Regions from separate parts of the Mus musculus genome. Here region 2 is linked to region 1. A link is a loop called in an ENCODE intact Hi-C map of the cell type or tissue named here. Cell type or tissue: gastrocnemius. All regions are shown on one strand.

Region 1 (8,000 bases):
CAGTCATGCATTCTGCAACTTCTCTTAATAAGCGTTCATGCCCTTCTGTGACACACACATTCTATCCTAGGGTCAACTGGGGACAGTTGAAACCTAGTTAATCATATACTATTACTTTCTAGTAGCATTATTCACAGAGGACTGCTACATGCTACCTCAAGTACCTTATAAGTATTAAATTACTAATCCTACTCAAGTATTATAATATACTTTTAAATTTTTTACTACTATCTTATTTTATGTATATGGATATTTTCCTGCCTATATGTCTGTGCACCACATGCATGTCTGATGCCTGCAGAGACCAGAAAAGGGCATTGAATCCCCTGAAACTGGAATTATAGATAGTTCTGAGCCACCACCATGTGAGTGCTAGAAACCAAAGCTGGATGCTCTTAACTACTGAGCAGTCTTCCCAGCCACTAACACCCCATTCTAAACATGAGGAAATCAGATAGCACTTAGCAAACTGGTGAAAAGTTAGAAAGATGGCCAGAAAACAAAAATAAAAATAGGATTCTTTTCCAATGATTTTACTCCAGAAAAAAAAATATCCCTTGCTCATTGTTCTCTGACATTTTAAAATTAAACTTCATTGAACTTTGACCATTGGAACCAACTAATGACTTCTGGCATTGGAAATTCAAAAACCCAGAGTTTATTCAATAACATTAATAACAACATTAGTTTTATTTTATTTTATTTTTATTTTTTTGGGTGGGAGGCATTTTGAGACAGGGTTGTGTATAGCTCTGGATGTCCTGGAACTCACTTTGTAGACCAGGATTGCCTTGAACTCAGAAATCCACCTGCCTCTGCCTCCCGAGTGCTGGGATTAAAGGTGTGCACCACCACCACCCGGCTCATTAGTTTTATTTTTAACAACTCTATCTATTGCTACTTTCTAACTTGGAGGAGAAATTAGGGGATAAATAAGCTTCTGTGCCTAGTATCTATTTCTTACACTCTTATGCAGTGTCATTCTGAGGGGCGCTGGGACTTGCAAACTGGAAATAAGTAGTTCTTTGTTTGTTTGTTTGTTTGTTTGTTTGTAAAAAAAAATTTCAGGCTAGAGAGATGGCTCAGCAGTTAAGAGCACTGACTGCTCTCCCAGAGGTCCTTTTCCAGAGTTCATTTCCCAGCAACAACATGGTGGCTCACAACCATCTGTAATGGAATTCCATGCCTTCTTCTGGTGTGTCTGAAGACAGCTACAGTGCAGTCATATAAAATAAATAAATAAATCTTTGAAAAATACTTTGCAAATTCTAGGGTAGGTCATCTCCCTCCCAGGAATGCTTCCAACTGTTCAATGACAGTCGCTGTTTAGGTAACACTGTGGTATGCAAACCTGACTGATAAGGAAGAGTAAAAGGCTATTGTACTTGACCATGCAAAAATTATTCTTAGAGAGGAATGAAGAACTGAAGACTGTCTTCGATAAACTTTAGTAGACCCCAGTGATATGTTTTACTATTATTGCTCCTATTTCCTGATCTATAAGAAAAAATATTCAAAGATAGAACATAGATATGTGGCAGGCACACTCTAAGTGCAAAAGATGCAGATGTGCATAAAAATAGTCCCTAGTAGTAAGAGTTCAGTCTTATATATCATTAGAAAGGGGAAAGCCAAAAGAACATTGAAGAGTTCTGGAAAGAATGATATGGACTGTCATGATTCACTCTATAAGACAAAGGCACCAAGATCACCTAAGTTTTGAAATTTAGTCATCCAGAAAAAAAATATATATATATACATACATATACACATATATACATAAATGGGTGATGAGCTCTGGGTGGTGAAAATAGAAACATAGAGAACATAGGGGAGATATTTTCGATTGTGCAGCCAAAGAAAATCTTTCCAAGTACTAGAATACTGAGTCGATCATAATATTTTTCTAAAAGGAATCAGTCTTGGAAATATTTGGGCACATACCTTTCTAATCCAAGGAAGAATATTTGAAAATTTCCTCCAATCTTATGAGATTGGCTTGGGCAGGAGGCACTGTGTGTTGTGACTGTAAGTCAAGTCCAGTAAAGACAATTAGAAGAAACGATGGCAGAGATGGGCAGAAGTCACAATCTTTAGAACAGCAGTTCTCAACGTCTGGGTCTTAACCCTCACAGGGATCATGTATCAGATATCCAGTGTATCATAGATTTATGTTACAATTCCTAACAGTGGCAACATTACAATCCTGAAGTAGCAAGGGAATAATTTTACGGTTGCTGGTCACCAGGACATGAGGAACTATATTTAAATGCAAAGAACTTGGGAACTTCAGAACTAACATGAATATCTGAGTTAAAGACGTCTAGAAGTTTGACTGGGTCTTTTAGTCATCTACGCCTACTAGAACTTTGTATTAGATATATATATATATATGTACACACACACACATATGTATATATGTGTGTGTGTGTGTATGTATATATATATATACATACATACATATGATGGGGGAATAATTTGTAAAGTAGCAATCCATGACTTCTCCATGTATGTAACGCCCTGCCCTTGTGAACATGTAATCTCTACTTTAAAAAGGAAATGCATTGTTTTCTGTGTGCCACTGATATTATGACATGATGGAAACTTGTTACAGCAGCCTTGGCAGCTGTCACTAACAAGCAGTTCCTGGGAGCTTTCATTCCAGATGACTGTGCCCCCAGACTCATTCATTACCGTGATTGCAATGCAGATTTATTTCATTAAAGATTATTTCTTTCCTTTGAGAAGTAGTCCCTTTTGCCTCAAGATGTTATCTGGAAAGTTACAATCAATAAGGAGCATTAAACTGTCACTATGGGGTAAATTTTCAAAGTGGTACTTAGAATTTACCAGTATGAGTCCCATTAACTTCAGTGGAAATCCTGCAGTTAGACCGCTACACGTGGCTTTGAAAATGTTCCGCAGTATGTCTTTGCAATGTGTTTCCTTTAATTTTTAATAAATATCACAGAGAGACTTGGGGCACAGCTGGTTGCAGTCTTTACAAATGTAGATAATGCAATATCTAGTAGGAGGCATTTACAATTAGATTTTGAGTCTTTGTGACTATTAAGAATCACAACAATATAAATATACCTTTACTTCTGCAAAGAGAACCATTCCATAAAGGAATCTGGAGCCCTGCTAGAATATGGCACTGAAAAAGCAGAACTATATCCCTCTGAGACATTGTTTATCTCACTTTATAGGTGGAAAAAATGAGACACCCTGAAGAGGGGGTGCTTTGTCCTCAGCTGTAAGTCATCACTGAAACTAGGAATAGAAAACTGGCTTCCCGATAGCTCACGGCTCTGACACACTGCCTTTTGTGAGAGTCAAATTTAATTACAGTGTAATCCGTTAATCTACACATGGAAGAATAAGGAAGGAGCAGGGAAAAGAATTTATTAATGGATTAGTGGAAGATTATGTTACATAGATTAGTGGCTTTCTATGGGGGCCCAGGTTTTCAGCTTGTCCTAGAAGGTGTTCAACAGTAGCCACTGGTTTTATTCTCCACTGGTTAGCACTGGAAAAGAACTTCTTAGTTTTTCTCACACTGAAACATAAGCAAAGTTTGTGCTTGAAAGTGTCCCAGAATTCTCCTCTTTGTGACTATGATTAAACACATAAGCATGCAGTTGTGTTATAAATGGGTTGGTCAGGGCTGGGAAGGAAGACTCTGAGATCAAAAGGAATAAATCTCCAAGAAAAGTCAAGGAAGCTACACCCATGAAGTCATCAACATGGCTGCCTAAACAAGCACTGAGCAAAGACAACACCAGTAGACACACACGCTGAGTGCAAAGAGGGAATCTCACGGAGCTCCAACCGTAGACAAGGAACTATAGGCAACCACAGCATGCTGAGAGTGAGAGAAATGTTCTTCTTTAGACAAGATCCCTCCAGCTACAAATACGAAGTGACTACATCTATCTTTTTATGGACTATGCATACACACACACACACACACACACACGCACGCACGCACGCACGCACGCACGTGGCATGTGGTATATAAACATACATACAGGCAAAACACCCACACTTACAAAATTGTGTGTGTGTGTGTTTATATCACACAAGAATACACATATTGACAATTAAAGAAAAGGAGGCCACAGATCTTGGGGTTTTTGAGAAAACAGGGAGTGGTATACTCAAAGGAGAAGTTGGAGAAAAGAAAAGGGAAAGGGGGAAATGGTATAATCATATTTTTATTAAAAAAATAAATGTACATCAAGGAAACACAAACATGGGTGCTAGAGAAATGTCTCTGTGGTAAGAGTACTTGCTGCTCCTGATGAAAACCTAAGTCCCACTCATAGCACTCATGTGGGCTGTCTCACAGCTGTCTATAATGCCAGATCCAAGGGATCTGATGTAAACACATGTGCGCGCGCGCACGCGCACACACACACACAGAGACAGAGACACAGAGAGAGACAGAAAGAGACAGAGAGAGAGGAGAGAGAGAAAGACAGAGACAGGCACACACACACACACACACAGAGAGAGACAGAGACACAGAGAGAGACAGAGAGAGACAGAAAGAGACAGAGAGAGAGGAGAGAGAGAGAAAGACAGAGACAGACAGACACACACACAGAAAGAGAGGGGGGGAAGAGGGAGAGGGAGAGAGAGAGAGAGAGAACTTAAAAAGGAGAGCAGGGCCTGAAAAGATGCCTCAGGAGTACTGGCTGCTCTTTCAGAGGACCCAAATTCTATTCCAAGCACACACACACACGGTAACCCACAGTTGTCTGAAAATGTAGTTCCTAGAGATCTGAACCCCTCCCTCTTCTGGCCACAGCAGGCACCAAGTATGCATGTGGTATAGAGACACACATGCAGGCAAAACACCCATACACATAAAATTAATAATAAAAATATATAAATATTTAAAAAATAATAAAATAATAAAACATTACAAAACTCTCCACATCCTAAAAGGAAAAGTGCATGTGTGCTCCGCTCTCAGATGATGAGTGTGAGCTTCCTCATGTTTGTTTCTGATGGCCTTTTCCCTGTAAATATAAATACAGTACATACACTAGTCTATTGGTTTTGTGTTTCCTGCTTGTACATTAGAGAATGGCCAGTATCATAGGAGTTTAATTTAAATAGAAATTTGCCATTGAAATTGCACATAATAAAAGATTAATGACTGAGCTGCCTGGTATTACATCAGCAGGGATAAAACGTTATGTTTTAATCATAAATCAGAGATAAAAGTTATTTTGTGTAATTCCTACAAAACTTGTACTAAAGTGAGTAGGGATTTGATGCAAATGTTATGGCATACGAAGCTGGGACTTGCATTAGGTGCTTTCCTACACCATATACCAAAGAGCTGGGGCAGGACATCTGCTTAAGTCCTGACTTGATGACACTTCATTATCCCTTGTGCCATGTATATGCAGAATGGGGCCAAATTAATAAAATGTATGATGAGGCTTGAGTCTTATCCCTAAGTCTCCCTCCCCCTCTTCCTTCCCCCCTCCTCCTTGAAGACATTATATAAAGTCAAGAAGTAAATACTTATAAGTATCGGAACAGAGACAATTCTTTTTCTAAACATTTAGTCTACAATCTGGCTTTTCCCCACATCCCCAACCTACATAAAAATAATTTGAGTCCTTCTTACAAATCCCCATGATAGAATGTACCCTCTCTCTGGCTTCCCCCAACAGAAAACCAACATGAATGCCTACTGTTAAGTGACCTTATTCAGATTTCACTAGTTTTTACATGCATGGCTTTGTATATGTATGTCCCTATAGATTGTTATCATATGGACAGAGTTATGTACCATTAACACAGTCAACAGAAACATGGCCTGTGACCTCCGGCATTGAGCTTGTAGAGTCACTCCTTCCCTCAGATCATAACCTCTATGATCCACAAGTCAGAGCTCCCTCACTTTCATTTTCCTATCCCTGGAAATTAGCACTTTACTCATACACAATAGCAAGCTCTAGAAACTCACTTTCTTTCACTCAAAGTGAGGGCACCAGCCTTCAGTAATCCATCCATTTTTAGTACTGAATAATATATCCTGGGAGATGGTTGAACCACAATTTGTTTATTCATTTCCCTTTAGGAACCCATTTGGTTTATTATTTAGCTATTACCAATGAAGCTTTTATGAATATTCTTGTATTAGTTTTTATGTGAACATGAACTTTTATTTCTCTAGAAATTACTGGGGTATGTAGTAAGTGTTTTTTGTATAACTTTACCAGAAAAAAATACGTTTTATAGAATGTGGCTATTCCTTTTAAGATATATATTCATGGATGTAAATTACATCTTGGCTGATATAAATGACATTTATGGCTCCTTCAGACTAACACATTTAAAACTTCTACCAATGTTCCATATAGATAATTGGGCCTAGTAATCACAGTTCTTGTGTAACTTATAGAAAGTTCATTTGTTCTCCTTAATCCAAATCCTCTCTTATAGGATTCCCCCTGTCTTATACCGAAGACTATCATTTCTTCAAAATCCCCCTTACTTTTTCCAGTGGCTTTTTTATCATAACAAATCAGAAAGTATTTTTTCCCAGTAAAACATCAGTGGGTGATCAGATTCATGGATTTTTGACCAATGAGATACCTTTTCCATGATGGAACAACCAGCTGCTCATGTAGGAAAAGGTCATGTTAGATCCATGTCCGTCTTACTTAAGATAAATTCCAAGTCAAGATGTAAAACAAACAGGGAAAATAAAAAGTAGGAAGCAAATATAGAAATCTCTATGATCATGAAAGTTCAGAAGCCTTCCTCTTTTTAATAATTTATTTTTATTCATTTTCTAATCATTATTACAAATAGGGACAAAACCAACAAAGAATGTTGCATGACACATGAAGCAAAAATAAAAGCAACTATAGGAAACACCAAGAAAAATACATATACCTCCTATCAAAGACAAAAAAACTGATCCCCTTAAGATAGAAGGAACACAGAAGTCAAGGAAATTCTGGCATCCCAGTACAAAATCAAGGTTGAGAAGGAGGGGATGACCCAAATCTGCTAAAAGAGAAGTATGCCTCTTAGACACACCATCACACTCCTGAGAAAGAAATGTGTATGGTCAAATTCTCTTAGCTACCAGAATGACAGGAATCTTTGATTCCACCAGACATATTTCAGTGGGCCTGTGGTTATTCCACATGACTGAATCAAGCATACACACACCACAGGATTGCTAAGTAGTGCCACTTATGAAAAACATCCATAATTGTTTAAATAACATAAGCATCTATTCTCTACCCATGAGCTGAGTTTCCTAATAATATTTTCACCACTAGTCTTCAGCTAAATCAACTAGGGAATGTCCCCATGATAAAACACACTTGACGTCTGTCTGTACTGCCAAGCTGTATTAAATGTAAATGACATAGGCATAATGTAAGTATTTATGTTGCTCTGTATCTGAATAAAAAAAATGAGAAGAGCTCTCAAAGTAAAGAAGAGTAAAAATGTTCACCTGAAGACATTGTGCAAGCCAAGATTTACTGGGAGAGGCAAATTCTCTCATCATGTACCTCTTTACATCATAATGACATTGAAATTATATAAATATATATATAGCATCCACAGGCTGAATAGCAAGCATGGCTCTTTGGCTTGCAGCAAGAATGCTCTAAATGCCAACTGTTATTTTCTGTGCCCAGCAGTAGTGCAGTGGGCAGATTGGTCCACAGAAAGCATGGTGGTACAGAATCTTCCATTGTAGGCATTTTGTCATTACCATGGACAATGCAAAGGCTAATTTACCATAGGATTTCTATGTAAGTGCTCTCATTTTGAAGCTAAAGAAGCATATAATAGTGCCTCTAACTCTTAAACCATATTCTAAAAGGTGTTTTGTGATGTGCTTTAGTTTAGCATCCATAATGTTAAATGAATTTTAAACATGGAATTTCAGACTTTTCAAAGAACTTCCAGGAGAAGCTGAAGGAAAAAAAAATCAGATGACAGGTATAAAG
Region 2 (8,000 bases), 99 kb after region 1:
TTCTTTCTTTCTTTCTCTCTTTCTTCCTTTCTTTCTTTTTTCTTTATTGGATAGCAAAAACAATTGCTACAACTTGATGCACACAAAAAAATTTTTTTTTTACATTTTGAACATCCAGATCTGTCTCTTTTTTTTTTTTCAAGAAAGGTTTGTGGAGGCTGGAGATGTCCACTCAGTACATTCTTGGCACACAGGAAACCCTGGGTTCTATCCCCAGCACTACATAACCCAGATACTGTAGCTCATGCCTTTAATCCTAGAGGTTATTAGGGAGATAAAAGCAAGAGATGAGAAAGTTAAGGTCATATTCATCTACAATAGCAAGTTCAAGGACATAGGAGAATATATGAAACATAGTCTAAGAACAGAAAGGGAAGAAAATGGGAGGGAGGGAGGAAGGGAGGGAGGGAGGAAGGGAAGGGAGGGGGAAGAGAGAGAGGGAGGAAAGAAGATGGAAAGATAGTCTACAAACTGTAGTACTGTAAGTTCTGTTTAAATTGTGAAGTGTATTTTTTTTTCTAAGACAATTAGAATATTGAACTTCGCCTGTAGTAAAGCATAAAGCCTTTAATTTGTACAGAGCACAGAACTTAGCCTGTCTCCAAATTACTCATCACAATGAACATTTAATTTAATGTTTTGAAATGTTTTCATAAACCAGTGTTTTTAAAAATTAGTCCTCACATGGTGTACACTCACTGATAAGTGGATATTAGCCAAAAAGCTCAGAATACCCAAGAAGCTCAAGAAGAAGGAAGACAAAAGTGTGGATACTTCGGTCATTCTTAAAAGGGGGAACAAAATACCCATGGGAGGAGTTACAGAGACAAAGTGTGGAGCAGAGACTGAAGGAAAGGCCATCCAGAGACTGCCCCACATGGGGATCTATCACATAAACAGTCACCAAACCCAGACACTATAGTGGATGCCAGCAAGTGCTTGCTGAGAGGAGCCTGATATAGCTGCCTTCTGAGGGGCTCTACCAGTGCCTGACAAGTACAGAGGTGGATGCTCTCAGCCAACCATTGGACTGAGCACAGGGTCCCCAATAGAGGAACTAGAGAAAAGTCCCAAGGAGCTGAAGGGGTTTGCAGCCCCATAGGAGGAACAACAATATGAACCAGCCAGTACCCCCTGAGCTCCCAGGGACTAAAGCACCAACCAAAGAGTACACATGGAGGGACTCATGGCTCGAGCTGCATATGTAGCAAAGGATGCCCTTGTCAGTCATCAATAGGAGGAGAGGCCCTTGGTCCTGTAAGGCTCTATGACCCCTGTAGGGGAATGCCAGGGCCAGGAAGTGGGAGTGGGGGGGTTAGTGAATGGGGGTGGGGAGGATAGGAGGCTTTCAGAGGGGAAACCAGGAAAGGGGATAACATTTGAAGTATAAATAAAAATATATATAATAAAAATTAAAATTTAAAAAATAAAAAATTACTCCTCAACGAAATCTGTTGCAAGACTTGGCATAGTGGCACGTGTCTAGGCATGTGAATCTCTTTTAAGGCCGACCTGGTCTTCAAAGCAAGTCCCAGAACAGCCAGGGCTGTTACACAGAGACACCCTTTCTCAAAAAGAAAAAAGAAAGAAAGAAAGAAAGAAAGAAAGAAAGAAAGAAAGAAAGAAAGAGAAAGAAAAGAAAGAAAGAAAGAAAGAAAGAAGGGAGGGAGGGAGGGAGGGAGGGAGGAAGGAAGGAAGGAAGGAAGGAAGGAAGGAAGGAAGGAAGGAAGGAAGGAAGGAAGGGGGTAATAAGAAAGATTTGTTTTGCAATTTGATGGATGTCATTTACTTTCAGACATTTATTTACATTTCCACCACATTTATTCTTATATTTGTTTTATGGAGGACATTGCACAGCTGCCATGGCATGTGTGTAAAGGTCAGAGGACAACTTGTAAGAGTCATTCTCTCTTTCTACCATGTGGGTTCCAGGAATCGAACTCAGGTCATCAAGCCTGGCAGCAACCTCTGCCTACCACACCAACCCATGACATCATTTCTTTTCAGGCATTAACTCAAATATACACCTGTCTTTTCTTAACTTCTTGTCATTTAAGAATTCTGTACATGTGTATAATTTTTTTAATCAAATCCACCCCATTCTTTCCCTTCTGGTTATATTTTTTTTACTATACACTATACTGTCTAATGGATGAATTTTTCATCATCACACCCTGCCAATATAACTACAAAATCATCTTTTACCATCCAAATGAGCCCAAACTGTGAGCTCTAATTTTGTTGGTGCCCTAACTTCTCTTTGAAACACCGAAGAGGTGCATCTTGACAGTTAGGCTTAACATTGTGATGCAGTGTATATTATCATTTCACAAAGCACTGATTATTTAAATTAGGTGTACTTTTATTCTTTTGTATGCCATCAGTAGTTGATTTAAAAAAATAGTTCTGGGGGGAAAATGTAAGCTAGACAGTGGTAGCAAATCTCTGAGCTCACAGACAGCAAGGGCTACACAGAGAAACCTGGAGAGAGAGGGGGGGAGGGAGGGAGGGAGGGAGGGAGGGAGGGAGGGAGGGAGGGAGGGAGGGAGGGAGGGAGGGAAGAGGTGGAAAGCTTCAGGTGATGATGCTGAATTCTCTGATTTGATCATGTTCCATCATGTACATGAATACAAAATCATATCGTGCTGGCTCTGGTGTGCATGGTTTAGGCAGGAAGATCAAGAACTCACATGTAGGTATGCAACATAACAAGATGTTGACTCAATAACGGAGACCAAAAACGTCATGTTGTACCTCCCTGTCTTAGTTAGGGTTTTACTGCTGTGAACAGACACCATGACCAAGGCAAGTCTTATAAAAAAACAACATTTAATTGGGGCTGGCTTACAGGTTGAGAGGTTCAGTCCATTATCATCAAGGTGGGAGCATGGCAGTATCCAGGCAGGCATGGTGCAGGAGATGGTGAGAGTTCTATGTCTTCGTCCAAAGGCTGCCAGTGGAAGACTGACTTCCAGGCAACTAGGGTGAGGATCTTATACCCACACCCACAGTGACACACCCTTTCCAACCAGGTCACACCTATTCCAACAAGGCCACACCTTCAGATGGTGCCACTCCCTGGTCCAAGGATATACAAACCATCACACTCCCTAACGCATACCAATATTATGTGGTCAGGCAAAGAATGAAATTGATAAAGGATAAGTTTTAACAAGCATGTGTTAATGTTATTATGGGAGAAAGGTAGAGTTAAAATTAGTATTTGAAAAGAGATAAGTCTAGGCCAAACATTATATGATCTGTTTCCTGGGTTGGCTATTTGTTTGTGCCTAAGGGACCCAGCCAATCTGTTGGTAACTTCGAAGCAGCTAGCACAGGACTGAAAAAGGGGCCAAGCCAAGGACATAGAGAAATAGGATTATGTTACTGCTCCAGGGCCCAATATGTCACTCTGAACTCTACTCAGATCAAAGACATTATCCTTGGCTTAGCACATGTCTAACGTGAACCTTCTAAATTTAGGAAGATATTTAAGGTGCTGTGAGATGCTAGTGGGTGAGAGAGCAACTTTAACCCAATAAGCGGCAGAGGAAGGAATCTTTGGAGAATATACCGTGACTCATGACAGACTGTAACAAATTGGTCGTCACTACCATTAATGGTGGCTATTTCAATGTGTGTTCCCTGTGGCCCAGTGACAGATGGCTTTTGTATGTTTCCTTTCTATATGTACACTGGGATCTCTCACACTCTTACTGTAAAAAATGTACCACAATCCTGGTTGCTTTGACATTTTGAATCTTTGAAAAAAGAAATTATTTCCTTCATTCTAAACTCACCTTTGTTTTTTGAATGCTCTGTATGTCAAAAGCTATATGTTGTAAGTGGCCAGCGAAACCTTAGTTCATTCTCTAACTTTCCTTTCCCCAAACTATGTCAATTTTAGGAGTTAGGAAAAACATCTTTTAATTTCTTAAGGAACTGATAAGTGTGTGTGTGTGTGTGTGTGTGTGTGTGTGTGTGTGTGTGTGTGTGTGTGAATCCACATACCCAAAAGTGGTGCTGGTGCATGTAGAAGTCAGAGGACAGCCACAGGTGTCAACCCTGAACTATGAGTCCCACAATTAAGTATCCTAAGTATGATAGACATATTGATATTGTTTGTATTTTGCAGGTTTTTCAAATCAAGCTTTGTGGGTACTATTACACTGTGTGTCCGGCCGTCTGGCATGGTAACTTCTAGGGATTCTCCTGTCTCTACCCCTTACCTCTCAGTGGGAGCACTGGGATTCTGTACGAGTTCTCAAGATACACACTCAGCTACTCACAACACCGTTGCCATCTTCCCTGGCCCGATCTTAAGTTTTAATAGCTATAAAAACTTGTTCCGAGTTATGTTTTTACTACCAATGCCAATTTTAATGAGTGATTTGGTTTGGATTGAATTTTGTTTTTTCCAGGCAGCATTTTTCTGGCTGTTCTGGAACTCACGGTGTACTCCAGACTGACCTGGAACTCACAGAGGCCTGCCTCTGCCTCTGCCTCCCAAATGCTGAGAGTAAAAGCGTGTACCACCGCTGCCCTGTGAGATTTTTTTTTTCCCAAATGTTTATTCTAGGTTTTTCTAAATCTAAATGGAGGGTAACAACTTCAGAATATATCAATACTAATTATCAAATTAATAAGAAATGGGACTAAGGATACAGTTCAGAGACGGAATGCCCACCTGGTATGATCAAGGTCCTGGCCCACCAATAACAAAACACAGAACACCAAAAAAGAAAGGGAGGGCAGGAGGGCAGGAGGGAGGGAGGGAGGGAAGGAAGGGAGGGAGGGAGGGAGGGAGGGAGGGAGGGAGGGAGGGAGGGAGGGAGGGAGGGAGGGAAGAGAAGGAATGTTAAGGAGAAAAGAAAAAAACAGAAAAGCATTGCACAAATGAAAACAGTTGTATTTTATACTCCTTTTTCTGTGCCAGAGATGAACAGCACAAGGTGGGAAGATTGTCCAAAGCAAGAGGCATTTGGAGCACCTTATTTGACTGACATTTGGATACAATGGCTAGGCTTTGTCCAGATATGTTTGAGAATCTCATGAATCTACCAAAATTCCACAGCCTAGCCCGTGAGGGGAGAGCAGAGATCCAGCCTCCATTGATGATCGTCCATCCCCAGCTGCTCAATAGTCATAGAGGGCTCTAAGTTGTTAGGAACCATAAGAGTTATAATGAATTATTAACAATATTAGAAAGAAACTTGATATCCCAAGATATGAATGAGGCAAAATAATGTTGTCTTTCTCATTTTGGGGGGCTTTGGAATAAGGATGAGAATAACATCTAAGTTAGCACCCTAGCCCCACACTCACCAGCAGACATATGTTGGGTGTTTATTTGCTCTAACAAAACCTACCAAAACAGCAGAAATGAGGGCTGATGAGGTAGCTACACCAATAAAGGTTGCTTGCTGCCAAACTTATCACCCGAGTTTGATCCCCAAAACCTTCATAACAGAATGAAAGAATCAACTCCCACAGTTTGTCCTCTGGACTTCACATACATGTTGTGGCACATACCTGTACACTCAGACACTCACTAAATAAATGAAATCTACAAAGCAGACATGATTGTTGAATTTGTACCTGAATCTTTGAGTTATAAAATGGTATGATAAATCTGCCCAGTAAGACACATCTGAATATAAATACTGTTAGTATCTGGCTCTCTTTTTAGTCTAGATTTCTTCCCACCAAGGTAGTTTGACCATGTGTCTTCTTGATATCTAGGCTAGGGGTGAAGAAGTACAGCAGTAATCCAAGAGATCACTGTCATTTGATCACTTGATGGAGTTTCAGTTCCATTTTGAGTCAGCCGTGAGCACTGGTTTCACTATCTGCACCTTGTGGTAATTGTGACAATCCCCATGTACTGTCCTGTGACAATCCCCATGCACTGTTCTGGGACAATTCCCATGTACTGTTCCAGGAGGGGGAAATCAAGAATGCAGTCCCCAAGGGGCTCCAGGAGATGGTCTATTCTACTCACATATATTCTGGGATCGCTGAGTGGTCTCAATGGGGGAAAAACAACATGCAGTTGGAAGGTGGCAGGGAGTGGCAGAATAGTGAGTGAATCAAGGAAAAATTGGGATAGAAGAAATAGGATATTTGATATTAGGATAGAAGAAATGTCATATTTGACCAAAACACATCTAATGTCTGTAAAAGTGTTCTCAAATAATAGCATTTTTATTTACAAACAAATGACCCTGCATCCTATGCTGTTTAATATAAGGCTGTTCTACCATTTCAAGAGGTCATCAATATGGGAATTGTTATATCTACTCTCCCTATGTCCTCTCCTATGTCCATGGTTTTCTGAAACGTACCCCCCATTGAGACCACTCAGCGATCCCAGAATATATGTGAGTAATACCTTTCACTAGAGTTCAGATGAGACGAAGCAGTCACATGCCTCAATTTTGAAGCAGAGTAACAAATGCTCCCAAAAATTCTACACTGGAAGCCCTGAGGAGTGTGATCTGATACTGCCTCTGAGGAGCTAGTATCTGTGCAGCTCAGAGGATGCCGGTCTCAGCCGTCAGTCAGTCAGTTTATATGTGTTACCTGTCTGTCTTCTCTTTCCCTTGTATACTCTTCCTAGAAGCTCCCTCATATATACGCATCCAGAGCTCCTATAAGATATAAAGTACCGCACCACACAGCCAAGGTAACTAGACTGCTCCAAGCTGGAACTTCAAGACAATGCGCTCTGTGCACATAGTCATATGAAAGGAATAGTACTACAGAAGGGAAGCCAGAGGCCAAGAGAGCAGGCAAAAGGGACACATGGGAAGAGGTCCGAAGAACAGCTCTGGATTTATCACTTTAGTCTTCCTATGTCCTTAGAGAAGTTTCATAGCCTTCTGTGCCTTACTCCCACACTGCGAACAGCCAGGAGTAATAATAGACGCACATTCCCAAATGTTACAATTAACCAAAAACTTAATCTAATTGGTTTATACGGAACTGATTTTCATATGCAAACCGCTCTTCCTTTAGCTGTGGTTGTATCTGCTTAAGCAAGCGCTCTCACCACCCCACCATTGCCAGGCCAGCAAGCAATAAGTAGTCAACCTTCTCCGGTCTGCTGCTTATAAAGTAAGTGGTTCAGCAACAGAGCTAATGAGGTCAGTGTCGTGGGATCTCAGCTCTGTATAGGCAGACTAATGAATTTAAGTGTCCAAAGACAGTTTCCTCAACTCTAAACAACTGCAATTTAAATAACACCTATTAGCTTTCAACAACCAGCGCAAAAAGTATGAGCAGATCGACACAAATTTGTCACCACCATCCTCCAGGTGGAGAACAACTTGGGGGAAAATGTTCCTGTCAAATCATCAAGGACAGGGATGAATTTTTAGGATTTGGCAACATCAATGGCTGGGTTTCTACCTCATCAGCTGATTAAATGCTCAGTCTGCAAGGGCCCCCATCTCTCCAGGGTGAGACAAACAACCCAGTATGTCCTAACCAGAAGCTGGTGGTGTTTGTCTCTTGCAGCCGACACAGCCCTTGGCATTGATGATGTGTATGATGAGAAAGGATGCCAGTGTGACGTCTCTGTGGAGGACCTCACCCCACCACTTAAAACCGTCATCCGAGCAATCAGGTGGGTAAAACCCATGAACAAAACTGTGCGTCTGGCTTATCTCTGATTCTTTGAATTACTGTGGAGCTGTTTGGTTTTCTCTCTCTCTCTCTCTCTTTTCCCAACCAAATAAGTTTCCTGGAATAACTATTTCCCCTTGGTGTGTTCACCCACACACCTCTTAACTCACTAAGTAATTTTTTTCTTCATAAGGAACTGTACTAGCTGCAACATGAAATATGTTAAAAGGTAGGTGGGATTTGAAAAGCTAAGCAACCAGATAAATTGTGTAAGAGTGAGTGTACTGTCTTATATTTGTCGCTTTAGAGACATTTGGTTTATTGATGTAACTAGAACTATATTTTTCTTAATTATTTTATGCCTTTTATTCAAT

Evidence for each region. Hi-C counts contacts between places; a loop is a spot of excess contacts. Peaks named below come from ENCODE experiments on the same cell type or tissue, not always from the same donor. Only the 100,000 strongest peaks of a DNase experiment are listed, where the experiment ranks them.
Region 2: it touches region 1 in a loop (2.9-fold over the local background); 2 of 42 quality-filtered maps call a loop at or near these places.

What each region holds. Positions count from the first base shown.
Region 1 is chr1:21,523,068-21,531,067 of GRCm38, reverse strand. The region is part of intron 3 of Kcnq5 (potassium voltage-gated channel, subfamily Q, member 5); the gene reads left to right. Among named protein-coding and RNA genes, the nearest start is that of Khdc1b, 140 kb to the right of the region's middle. In gastrocnemius, no CTCF peak of the experiment used is centred here; no DNase peak of the experiment used is centred here.
Region 2 is chr1:21,423,676-21,431,675 of GRCm38, reverse strand. Kcnq5 (potassium voltage-gated channel, subfamily Q, member 5) reads left to right here. Exons shown (of 14, transcript NM_023872.3): 11 at 7,519-7,627. Among named protein-coding and RNA genes, the nearest start is that of Khdc1b, 44 kb to the right of the region's middle. In gastrocnemius, no CTCF peak of the experiment used is centred here; no DNase peak of the experiment used is centred here; H3K27ac peaks cover 1,313 bases.